Linked DNA regions of Homo sapiens: region 2 is linked to region 1. A link is a contact called in ENCODE Hi-C or POLR2A ChIA-PET data. All regions are on one chromosome and are shown on one strand. Each heading gives the region's core, a stretch centred on a gene start or an enhancer-like site at or near the end of the contact. The rest is flanking DNA. Distances are from core to core; before and after follow the strand shown.

Region 1 (5,571 bases), core at 1,509-4,008:
CAGAAATAATCCTGGGCTCTGCAGAGCCTGTTTCAGGCTCATGGTCTACCCTACCCCGCCCCCATTTCCGGCAAAACCAGGCTGAGGGCTGGGCTGCTAGCGAAGCTGACAGCAAGAGTGACAGCCCTGTCCTGTCGCTGGTGAGTCAGTGCCAGGAGGTGGCTGCCTGCTGACTCACCCACTCCTTCCGCAGGCTCCAGGGGCCCCTACAGCAGCCTGACTCCAGCCAGCCCTGGGCCATGGGGGAAGGAGATGGAAAAGGGGCTTGGCTCCCTCTGACCCTTCACCCAGCCCCTGCACCCTGGAGCAGAGCTGCAGGCAGTGTGACCGTTGTGCTGTTATTGGCCTAAACACATAGCAACAGGAAAACAACCCCAAAACCCCAGCCTTAAGAGCAAGTCCAACAGTGCGCGACTCCCCAGGTCAGGAGAAGCCCCGATGTGTGCAGAATCTGCAGATGGGGCTGCTCTCGGCCCTGCCTCTGGCTGTGGAAACAGGCCTCCAAGTACCCAAGGTAGGCATTTTGGTGGCCCTCCCCAAGCTCCTCTTTCTCCTCCAGCCCAGCTGTGGGTACCAAGTGCCCTGGAAGTCTACTGAGTGGTGTCCAGGGTCCCCTCAGACAGCATCCCAGAGACTTGACCTTCCTCTGTGTGTCCAGGCTGTCAGGCCCAGCTCTCAGGGACTCTTTGACCAGAGACGTCTTTGAAGCCTACCCTTGACCAGACACGGAACCTTGTCCTTCCTCTGAACTTGTAGAATAATTTTTGTTTCTTTAACAAAACGAGCCCCTCCCTCCTTCTCTAGTCGTTAGTGCTGTGAAGGTGGGACGTTAGTGCTGTGAAGGTGGGACGGTGACCCAGTACCCCTGTGATGGCCCTGGGCCAGGTGTGTAGCAGGTGCTCAGTCAGCCAGAGCTTTTGTTCCCTCCCGCCACCTCCCCCAGAGAGAATTGCCCCAGGTAAGCGAGTGCCTGCTCAGAGCAGAGTGGGCAGATGACTTCCCAAGAGCACATTACAGCAAAGGGTGACCCTGTTCCTTTCAAAGCATGGCTTCACCCATGGAGCCGGCAGGGTTTGGGCTTCCTGCACAAGGATGTTGTGTTTGTGCCACCAGTCTTAGGTGTTAGGTCCTTGGTCAAGGGGAAGACATTCTGGCCACCCACCCCGCAGGTTCTCAGCTCATGGTGAGGAACCCAGGCGGCCGAGGTGTGGGGTTAACGACTCTACAGGCCCCACCAGAAAGTGTTAGCTGAGCACGGTAGCTCCCATCTATAATCTCAGCACTTTGGGAGGCCAAGGCAGGTGGATCACTTGAGGTCAGGAGTTTGAGACTAGCCTGGCCAACATGGTGAAACCCCATCTCTACTAAAAATACTAAATAATTAGCTGGGCGTGGTGGCAGGCACCTGTAATCCCAGCTATTCAGGAGGCTGAGAAACGAGAATCTCTTGGACCCAGGTGGCGGAGGTTGCAGAGAGCTGAGATCGCACCCTGCACTCCAGCTTGGGCAACAGAGCTAGACTCTGTCTCAAAAAAAAAAAAAAAAAAAAAAAAAAGTCATAAGTACCTGCAGGGAAAAACCCAACATGGGCCCTTAAGTTCCCTTTCAGAGTAGAAGGGAAGGGTTGGTGGTCAGGGACAATCCAGGGCTTTTAGCCAAAAGCGTTGAGCCCTCACTGGGGCAGCACAAAACTTGGGATAAATCCAGGTTCTAACTCTGGCCTTGGGGGCCCCGTCCCCTCTTCCTCTCTGCCACACTCTGGCTTTCTGTTTCTTCACTATGTGCACCATGGCCCTCTTTACACCTGCTGTTCTCTGCTCTTAGAACAGTGTTCCCCCAGTTCTTTGCCCCCAGTTCTTTGCCTCAGCTTCAGTGTGGCTAAAAGCTTGTTCCCTAGAGCCGAGCTTCTGGGTTTGAATCCAGCTGTATGACCCTGGGCAAGTGGCTTTACTTCTCTGGGCCTCTTTCCATCATCCGGGCTGGTGAGGAGTAAGTGAGTGAGTTGGTGTCTGGAAAGGGCTTGGCACAGGGCCTGCCCACAGTGAGTCCTCAGCGAGCTGCTGTTGTTATGAAATGTCACCTCCGCAGAGGGGCCTACTTTGTTGTTTTCTGTGTGCTGGGCACTGTCATAAATAATTGCTCATTTATGTGTTTAGTGTCTATCTCCCCTTCTGCAGGTCAGCTTGGTAGGGCTCACCCACTGTCTCCAGTTCCTAGAGCAGTGCCTGGCACATAGTAGGGTGAGTTAACAGCCACTGCTTGCCAAAGCCACTCAAACCTTTGTTCTAACCCTGGACCTCTGAGATGCAGAGGGGAAGTGACTTGGCCTGCATGACCCAGCTTTCTGACCTCGCCCACTGCCCTTTCCCCGACTTAGCTGCTTGGGCTCTGCTGTGGGGCACCTCCGTTTGGAGTATGGTGTGTGCCTCAAACACCTTCATCTGGGGCAGCGCCAGCCACCCTGCCTCATCCTGGCCCTTCTCAGGCCATCCTGCCACCGGGAGCCTGCCGTGCCTCCACCCCTCCCCCTGCAACTGGCACGGTGGCACTCTCCTTGCTGCCTCTCCTCTGCTGCCAGACTGTGGTTCTCTGGGGCTTTGGGCCAGGTCCTGCCACTTCCAAGGAGATGATAAAACAGTTTGGACCCAGTCCCCAGACCTTATGTTCACCTGCCAATGTTTTTATGAGGGGAAGGTGACAAGTTGGCTGTCTATTAGACTCATACCGTGTCTCGCCACCCCCGGCGTTGTTCCAGAGGCTTGTTCTTTGCAAAACCTGCTCACTGTCATCCACTCTTCCCCAGCAAACCACAGACTAAGAAGAACTACGTGGTCTGGCTGGTCCCCATCCAGAGGTCACCTTGCCCCAGGGTGGCACCAAGGTCATGGAGTTGGGACGTGGGTGCAAATCCTGGCCCACTGTCCTGTAGCTGTGGGACCTGGGATAAGGCTTCCCCCTTCTCTGAGCCTCAGTCTCCTGATCTGTGAAAGGCAAGGCTGATGAGGCCGGGGGTGAGGTAGAGGCTTTTCTGCAGGGCTTAGTGTGATCCAGGCAGGAGGCTTCTAGCGGAGGTCGGGGGTCTCTGAGGGTAGACCCGTACTTTGGTGGGGTGGAGGTTGCAGTTAAATCAGGAGAGGGGAGGACCTCACCCGAGGATGCTGAACCCCAGGTAGATAACAAGCCCCTGTCCCAGAGACGGCATGCTGAAACGATTTCCTCAACAGAATTCACTTTCACTACGACCAGAATATTTTTGCTCATTGTTTCGGCTTTGTTCCGGGCAAAACAATGCCTGGCTTCCTGGATGACCTCACCGGGACAAGCCATCAGGGCTGTAGGCCAGCCTGGTCAGCATCTCCGCACGAGCCCATTCTTCCCTTTGCCACGGCCACCTTAGGTGACCTGGGGGCAATAGTGTGACCAAAGAGAGCAGACTGGCCACAGGCTGAGTCTGGCCCCCTCTGTGTTTGTGTTTGACCCAGGTGGTGGTTTAGAAACTGAAAAATGTGTGTGTGCATATAAACCAGATTTCAACATCTCTTGAGAAGCTGGAGGATCCAGCCCCAGTGGGCACCAGTCCCGAAGGCACCTGCAGTAGTGGGAGCTAAGGAGAGCTGCCTGTGAGAGTCCAGACTCCTCCTGTCCCCTGGTTCCCACTCTTCCCTGCGACCTCCCCACCCCAGTGGACTCCTGTCCTTTGCCCACCAGGCCTCTGGAGGCTTTGGAGCTCGCCACGCTTGAGTTAGCCTTTCCTTGGGAGCAGATAACCAACAGATACAGACCTCATGATACAATTCAATGATTCAATCTCTTAAAGGTGTACTTTTAAAATATATATAAAAGAGAAAAAGAAAGGCTTTGATTAATTTCCACTTAAAACAGCTACTCCACTTAGAGTGATGGAAAGAGCTTCTACTTTATTATTATTATTTTTTCATCTTTTTAGAAACAGGGTCTTGCTCTGTCACCCAGCCTGGAGTGAGGTGGCATGATCACAACTCACTGCAGCCTCCAACTCCCGGGTGCAAGTGATCCTCCTACCGCAGCCTCCTGAGTAGCTGGGACTGCAGGCGCACGTGACCACACCTGGCTAATTTTTTTTTAACTTTTTGTACAGACAGGGTCCAAATGTGTTGCCCAGGCTTATCTGGAACTCCTGGCCTCAAGCCACCCTTTCACTTCAGCCTTCCAGAGTGTTGGGATTAAAGGTGTGAGCCACCACGCCCACCCAGGAATAGCACTCTTAACAACAACTCCCTTTTTTTTTTTTTTTTTTTTTTTTTTTTTTTTTTTTTTTTTTTTTTTTTTGGTGCTTAATTGTTAAACACTAGGGCCAAGGAGAGTGCCCTTGGCAGGCATCACTAATAGATCCTGGCCATCCTGCTCACTGAGCCTGTACCTAGCCCAGAATCTATGGAGACAGTGGTCCAGGGAGCCCCATCAGAGTTCCCTGTTTGCTAGAGGAGGGCTCCAGTCCAGCACGCCATCTGTCCTGCCTGAGTCTGTGCTGTTTCATTAGCTGGCCTGGCCCAGCCCTGTGGCCCTTGGCACTGACTGCTCCCCAGGCCCTGTCCAGCCTCCTGAGCCCCGTCTCCATCATGTGGCCCTTCACTTCCCTGTTTGCCTTTGCCTAGTTCCCCAGTTTGTCAGCCGGCTTGCAGCTGGCTCCTTAAAGACACCAGACCCCATTTCATTTGATCCATAGCAGCTACAGTAGTTGAGAACATGGACTTCAGAGGCCAAGACAGACCTGGGGGGCATTTGGAGCTTAAGTGGCCTTTTCCTCATGTGTGACTGTGGACAAGTGACTTCACATCTCTGTGCTTTATCAGCACAGGAAGGATGGGAGCAGCACCCACTGAGGGGATTAGCTAAGAAAATGAAAATGTGCTTGTAGTCAGTGCTCTTTTTAAAAAGATGCATATTCTGCTTGTGTATATGGTCAGTGCTTAATAAACACAGCTATCTTTTTCTTAAAAGTAACTTTTTTTGTTTTTTTTTGGAGACAGGGTCTCGCTCTGTCACCCAGGCTGGAGTGCAGTGGGGCAATCATGGCTCACTGCAGCCTTGACCTCCAAGGCTCAAGTGACCCTCCCACCTCAGCCTCCCGAGTAGCTGGGACTACAGGCATGTGCCACCACATCCAGCTAATTTTTGTAGTTTTTGTAAAGATGGGGTTTTGCCATATTGCCCAGGCTGGAAGTTTTAAAATTGATAAATAAAAATTGTATATATTTATGGTGTATAACATGATGTTTCACATCTGCGTATGTTGTAGAATGACTGGATCAAGCCAATTAACTTACGTATCACCTCGCTTCCTAAGCATTTTTTGTGTGTAGTGAGAACGCTTAAAATCTACTCTCAACAGTTTTCAAGTATACAATATGTTATTAATTTTAATCAGCATGACACCATGACATACATAATAGATCTATCAAACTTACTCCTCGTACATAACTGAAATTTTGTGGTTTTTGACCAGCAATTCCCCAATACCTCTAACCATCCACTTTTTCTTATTTATTTATTTATTTATTATTTTATTTTATTTTATTTATTTTATTTTTT
Region 2 (5,571 bases), core at 1-2,500, 770 kb after region 1:
CACATTAGATATATTTAAGTAGTGGAGTTGACTCATTCAACATTTTAAAATATTTGTTGAACACCTGCTCTGGAACAAGGCTTGCGCTCAACGCTGGGATCAAAGTGGTAAAGACAGGAAGCATCCCTGCTTCAGCTATAAAACTGTAGTTGCTACCTTTGAGAGCCATCTTTGGGCCAGGCACAAAATCAAATTCTGTGTGTCTTTATAACAGCCTGATGAGACCGTTGTTATTAAGAACTTCACTAAATGTGAAGAAATACACTTAAACTAAGAAATTAGAGTCCCATTTTAAATGCAGGCCAAATGACTGAAAAAAAATTTAGAGTATAATTAAAAAATTAAAAGTACACACTTAAAATGTAGTTTGATAAGTTTTGACAAACGTATATATTTTTACACCACCATTGAGATATAAAACATTCTCATCATCCGAAAAGATTCCTTTGTATCCCCTTCCCAACCACTGATCTGCTTTCTAACATCGTAGTGTTTTCTAGTGTTTCTTATAGATGGAATTATACATTATGTACTCAATTCTTACTTCTTTGACTCAGCATGAATTTGGTGGTGCCCATCACTAATTCATTTTTATTACTGCTGACTTCAGACCTTTAGGGGAGAGAAGACATAAATCAAATAATCACCTAATTAAGTATTTAATTACAACAGCATCAAGTTAACCTAAGGGTAAGTACAAGTGGAAATACATTACCTTGTTTGTTAACAATTCAATCAATACGACCTTGGTGTACAGTGGGGGGCTATAGGGTCATGATTCAGCTTGTGGAAAACAAATGAAAATAAATGTTAGCGAAGAGTGACTCTAAAGAACCTCTGTCCTCACGGTAATTTTTTTAATGTGTCAGATGCTGGTGGGAGGCATTCTTCCTTAGCTCTTTACTCCCATCCCTTACACTTAACAGAGGAAAGGATCTGTAAGGCGCGTACCCCTCTACTGCCCACTGTCGACGAAAACAGCCTCGCCCTGCACCGCCACCGCCACGCATAAGGCGGTGTGTGGGCAGCTCGGACGTGGCACCTGCCCTCAGCTGCTCAATCCCGGGCGCCGCGACGGTCACGTGCACAGCGGCAGGCCTTTTTGCCCCGCCCCCGCGGCCCGGCTCCTGCGTGGGCCCGGCCCCGCCCACAGCCCGCGCAGTCCCGCGAGCCTGGCCTCGGCGGCCCCAGCTTCTAAGGAGCTCGTGAGGGCCAGGCTGCGCCTGCGTCGGGCGGCTGGTGGGCGGGGCGAGGGCCGCTGGGGCCGCGAAGTGGGGCGGCCGGGTGGGCTACAAGCCGGGTCTGGGCTGAGGGGCGCGGCTTCGCGGTGGACCCCAGCCCGGCAACGGGAAGGCGAGCTCTCCTCCACCGTCCAAAGTAAACTTTGCCGCTCCTTCCGCGGCGCTCCCGAGTCCTCGCCGCCGCCGGGCCGCCGCAGTCCGCGAAGAGCCGTCCTGCGTCAGGGCCTCCTTCCCTGCCCCGGCGCGGGGCCACTGCGCCATGGACGCCACAGCACTGGAGCGGGACGCTGTGCAGTTCGCCCGTCTGGCGGTTCAGCGCGACCACGAAGGCCGCTACTCCGAGGCGGTGTTTTATTACAAGGTAGGGCCGGGCCCGGCGCTTCGGTCGGAGTTGCTCAGTCGGAGTGCGGCCCGGGCCTGCGGCCGAGGGGCGGGATCCGGGTGCGGAGGCTAGCGGCCCCGGCTTTGCTTTTCCCTCGTCCGCCTCCCGGCCCTCCTCTTGTTGGGAGCGGCAAGCCCGAGTGCAGAGGCCGACGCTGAGGCTGCGGGGAGGCTGGGTCGCGGCTTGCAGCCGCCGCTCCTCCACCTGTAGTCCTGACTGGCAAATGCCCACCGTTGAGCCGCTTTGGGGGGCAGGTGTTAGATATGGGTAGTTAGTAGCCAATTCTTGCTGTCACTTGACTCTGATTTACAGCTAGCGGGAAATGGCCTGTGATATATATCAAAATAATGCATGCTCGTTAAATAAACTTAAAAAGAATAAAAACCATCTCCTGTCATAGCATTTGACATACAGTCATGCGTCCTTAGCGATGTGATATTTTCTGAGAAATGTGTTCTTAGGCCATTTTGTTGTTGTGCGAACACCGTAGAAAGCGCTTACACAAGCCTGAATGGTACAGCCTGTTCCACACCTAAGCTGTATGGCATGGCCTGTTGCTCCTAGGTTACAGGCCTGCGCAGCGTGTTGCTGTACTCAGTGGTGTGTGCAGTTACATGCAGTGGTAAGTATTTGTGCATCTAAACATAGAAAAGGTACAGTAAACATGCAGCATAAAAGATAAAAAAAAAATACTACACCAGTGTGGGGCACTTACCCACAAAAGGAGCTTGCAGGACTGGAAGTTGCTCTGAGTTGGTGAGTAGTGGTGAGTGAATGTGAAGGCCTGGGACATTCACTGCTCTACTCTTGTAGACTTTATAAGCAGTGTACCCTTAGGCTACGCTAAATTTTTTTAATCTTTCTTCAGTAATAAACTAACCTTAGCTTACGGTAACCCTTTTACTTTATAAACTTCTAAATTTTCTTAACTTTTTAACTCTTTTGTAATAGCTTAAAACGAACTTATTGTGCAGTTACACAAACATTTTCTTTATATCTTTATTTGGTAAGTTTTTTTGTTTCTTTTTTTTTTTTTATTCTTTAGTTAAAAACTAAGGCACACGTTAGCCTAGGCCTACACCTCGTCAGGATCATCAATATTACTGTCTTCCACCTCCAATCTTGTCCCACTGGGAGGTCTTCAGGAGCAATAACAGGAATGAAACTGTCGTCTCCTATGATAACAATGTCTCTTGAAATATCTCCTGAAGGACATGTCAGAGACTGTTTTATAGTTAACTTTTTTTTATAAAAGGAGTATACTAACAGTACATAGTATAGCATAGTAAATACATAAACCAGTAACATAGTTGTTGATTATCAAGTATTATGTACTCTACATTATTGTGTGTGGTAGACTTTTACACCACTGGCACCCCAGTAGGTTTGTTTACATCAGCATCACCACAAACATGCGAGTAAAGTGTTGTGCTATGACATTATGATGGCTATGACATGACCAGGCAATAGGAATTTTTCAACTCCATTATAATCTTAGGGGACCACTATCATATATTCAGTCTGTTGTTGACTGAAATGTTATGTGGTGTGTGACTATATTTTTGTGTTTTTTTATGCGTATGTGTATATGCTTTTTTTTTTTTTTTACAAACTGGTTTATACTGTTTTTAGTAATAGCTGCACAGTAGTTCATTATGTGGGTGTACCATATTTTTTTTTTTAAGAGACAGCGTCTTGCCCTGTCACTCAGCCTGGAGTGCCGTGGCCCACTAATAATAGCTCATTGCAGCCTCAAACTGCAAAGCTCAAGCAATCCTCCTGCCTCAGTCTCCCAATTGGTGGGACTACAGGTAGACACAACCACACTTGGCTAATTTTTTTTTTTTTTTTTTTTTTGTGTAGAAATGGAGTCTCGCTGTGTTGCCCAGGCTGGTTTCGAACTCCTGGGTCAAGCGATCTTCCTGCCTCAGTCTCCCAAAATGCTGGAATTACAGGCGTGAGCCTCTGTGCCTGTCCAGTGTACTATAATTAATTTACAGACTCTTGGGCATTCAGTTGATTTTGTTTTTTCAACATCATAAGTAACGATGTAGTTCATATCTTTATAACTAATTCTTATGACTAGTGCAAATTTTTGCCTGAATTTTCTTTGGGATAAATTACCGGGGACAGAATTGATAAATCAAAGGGTATGAGCTTCCATGGTCCACTCTCTTCTCTCCAATTCTGAGGATTTGCAAATATACCCCTCTAGCTCTAGCTAGATTTGGAGGGAGCTGTGTCCTCATGATAGTGTCACCTTTTCTTTTAGAAAGATTATCAGACTTTGATAATACTGTACAATAGTAGTACTTTTTTTCACAAATGTATGTGCTGTCAATAAAGTGTGGTTTGTTTCAGATTAATATTTTGTTGCTTTCATTTTATAATCTTTTTTCCTTTTTTTTTGAGACGGAGTTTTGTTCTTGTTGCTCAGGCTGGAGTGCAATAGCACAATCTCGACTCGCTGCAACCTCCACCTCGTGGGTTCAAGTGATTCTCCTGCCTCAGCCTCCTGAGTAGCTGGGATTACAGGCATGCACCACCACCCCCGGCTAATTTTGTATTTTTAGTAGAGACCGGGTTTCTCCATGTTGGTCAGGCTGGTCTCAAACTCCCGACCTCAGGTGATCCACCTGCCTCGGCTTCCCAAAGTGCTGGGATTATAGGCATGAGCCACCGCCCCCAGCCTATTTTTTTCTTTTTTTATTGATAGGTAATGTACATAGTTTCAGGGTACATGTGATAATTTAATACATTAATATAATTTGTAAAGATAAATCAGCATACTTGGGATAGCCATCACCTTAACTACTTCACAGCTGAACTGTGCAGCTTTTATTACTGAATATTATTCCCTTAATATTTATGCTAGGAACATTTGAATTAATCTAGCTATTTTGAAATGTACAATCAAATATTATAAACTCTGGTCACCCTGTGATCTATCTTAACAGTAGGTCTCATTCTATTATAATCTGCTTTATGTTTAGAGAGTTTTGGTGCATTTCAGAATCCTTTTAGACTTTTTTGACAATTTCACAAGGCATTGTTTAAGAGAAAAATTGTGTGTGTTTTGTGAAATAGCTTTGACAACAGGTTAAAATAGTGCTATATAAAAATAGATTTTATTAAAGCAAAAGAAACTGCTATGCACTGCCCCTTGTTTCCTATAGACTTACATACATGTCAGGAAGAATTTTTTATCTTTGAGAAAGCCAAAAAAAGTGGTTGTACTTCTAGAAATTATTTATATAAGCTTCATCAGTTTAGTATTTAGTGTTTTCTGCCCAGTCCTTTCTATAAGCTATTTATTTCTTGTCAGTTTTGAATATAAATGAAATGAGTAAAATAAAATTGACACCAGCAGTTTTTTAAATTGGCTTTATTTTATTTTTCAGAGACAGGGTCTCATTCTGTCACCCAGGCTGGCGGGCAGTGGTGAGATCATAACTCACTGCAGCCTCAAACTCCTGGGCTAAAACAATCTTCCAGCCTCAGCCTCCTGAGTAGCTGGGACTACAGGTGTGCACCACAATACCTGGCTAATTTTTTTTTTTTCCAGAAATGGGGATTTCACTATGTTGCCCAGTTAGTCTTGAACTCCTGGCCTCAAGCAGTCCTCCTGCCTCAGACTCCTAAGTAAAAAAAATAGCTTTTTTTAAAAAGTACAATAATTATTTGGAAATTAATAATCACATACAAGATAACTGAAGGGGCAATATATGTGTATTATATACTTATATAATTTACATGTATCAAAAACATTCCGTTTATTGGATTTAAGTGTAGTTACAATGTATTTAGATAATGATGGTATGTAAGATATATTTAATGTTTACATGTAAAGTTATACTTTCCTCCTCTGAAATAGTTATAGAATCTAAGGAAGTCATATCTTTTCTATCCCACTGCCTTTAGGCTGAATTTTCATTGTAGTCAAAACTG

Evidence for each region. A loop is a pair of places that touch in the nucleus more often than their neighbours do. ChIA-PET counts read pairs that join two places held with the same protein, here RNA polymerase II (POLR2A). Pooled maps may share reads with other maps.
Region 2: a pooled map shows a loop between it and region 1 (8-fold over the local background). The contact joins the promoter of CAPN7 here to the enhancer-like site in region 1. A Hi-C loop is called at or near these places in 1 of 37 single-sample maps with no recorded cell type and 6 of 50 pooled maps. POLR2A ChIA-PET finds 5 or more read pairs at or near these places in 2 of 52 experiments (T-cell and activated T-cell).

Annotation. Positions count from the first base shown.
Region 1 is chr3:14,432,274-14,437,844 of GRCh38, forward strand. All of the region lies in intron 2 of SLC6A6 (solute carrier family 6 member 6), which reads left to right. Among named protein-coding and RNA genes, the nearest start is that of SLC6A6, 32 kb to the left of the region's middle. RefSeq lists enhancers at 1-501, 1-288, 1-282, 2,326-3,237, 3,238-4,149. Within about 2 kb of position 2,759, at least 14 of the 41 ENCODE cell types and tissues checked have a DNase peak (open chromatin) inside an H3K27ac peak, as active enhancers do.
Region 2 is chr3:15,204,996-15,210,566 of GRCh38, forward strand. It overlaps CAPN7 (calpain 7), which reads left to right and starts at 1,251. Exons shown (of 21, transcript NM_014296.3): 1 at 1,251-1,602. The coding sequence starts at 1,501. It also overlaps the pseudogene COL6A4P1. RefSeq lists a silencer at 957-1,476.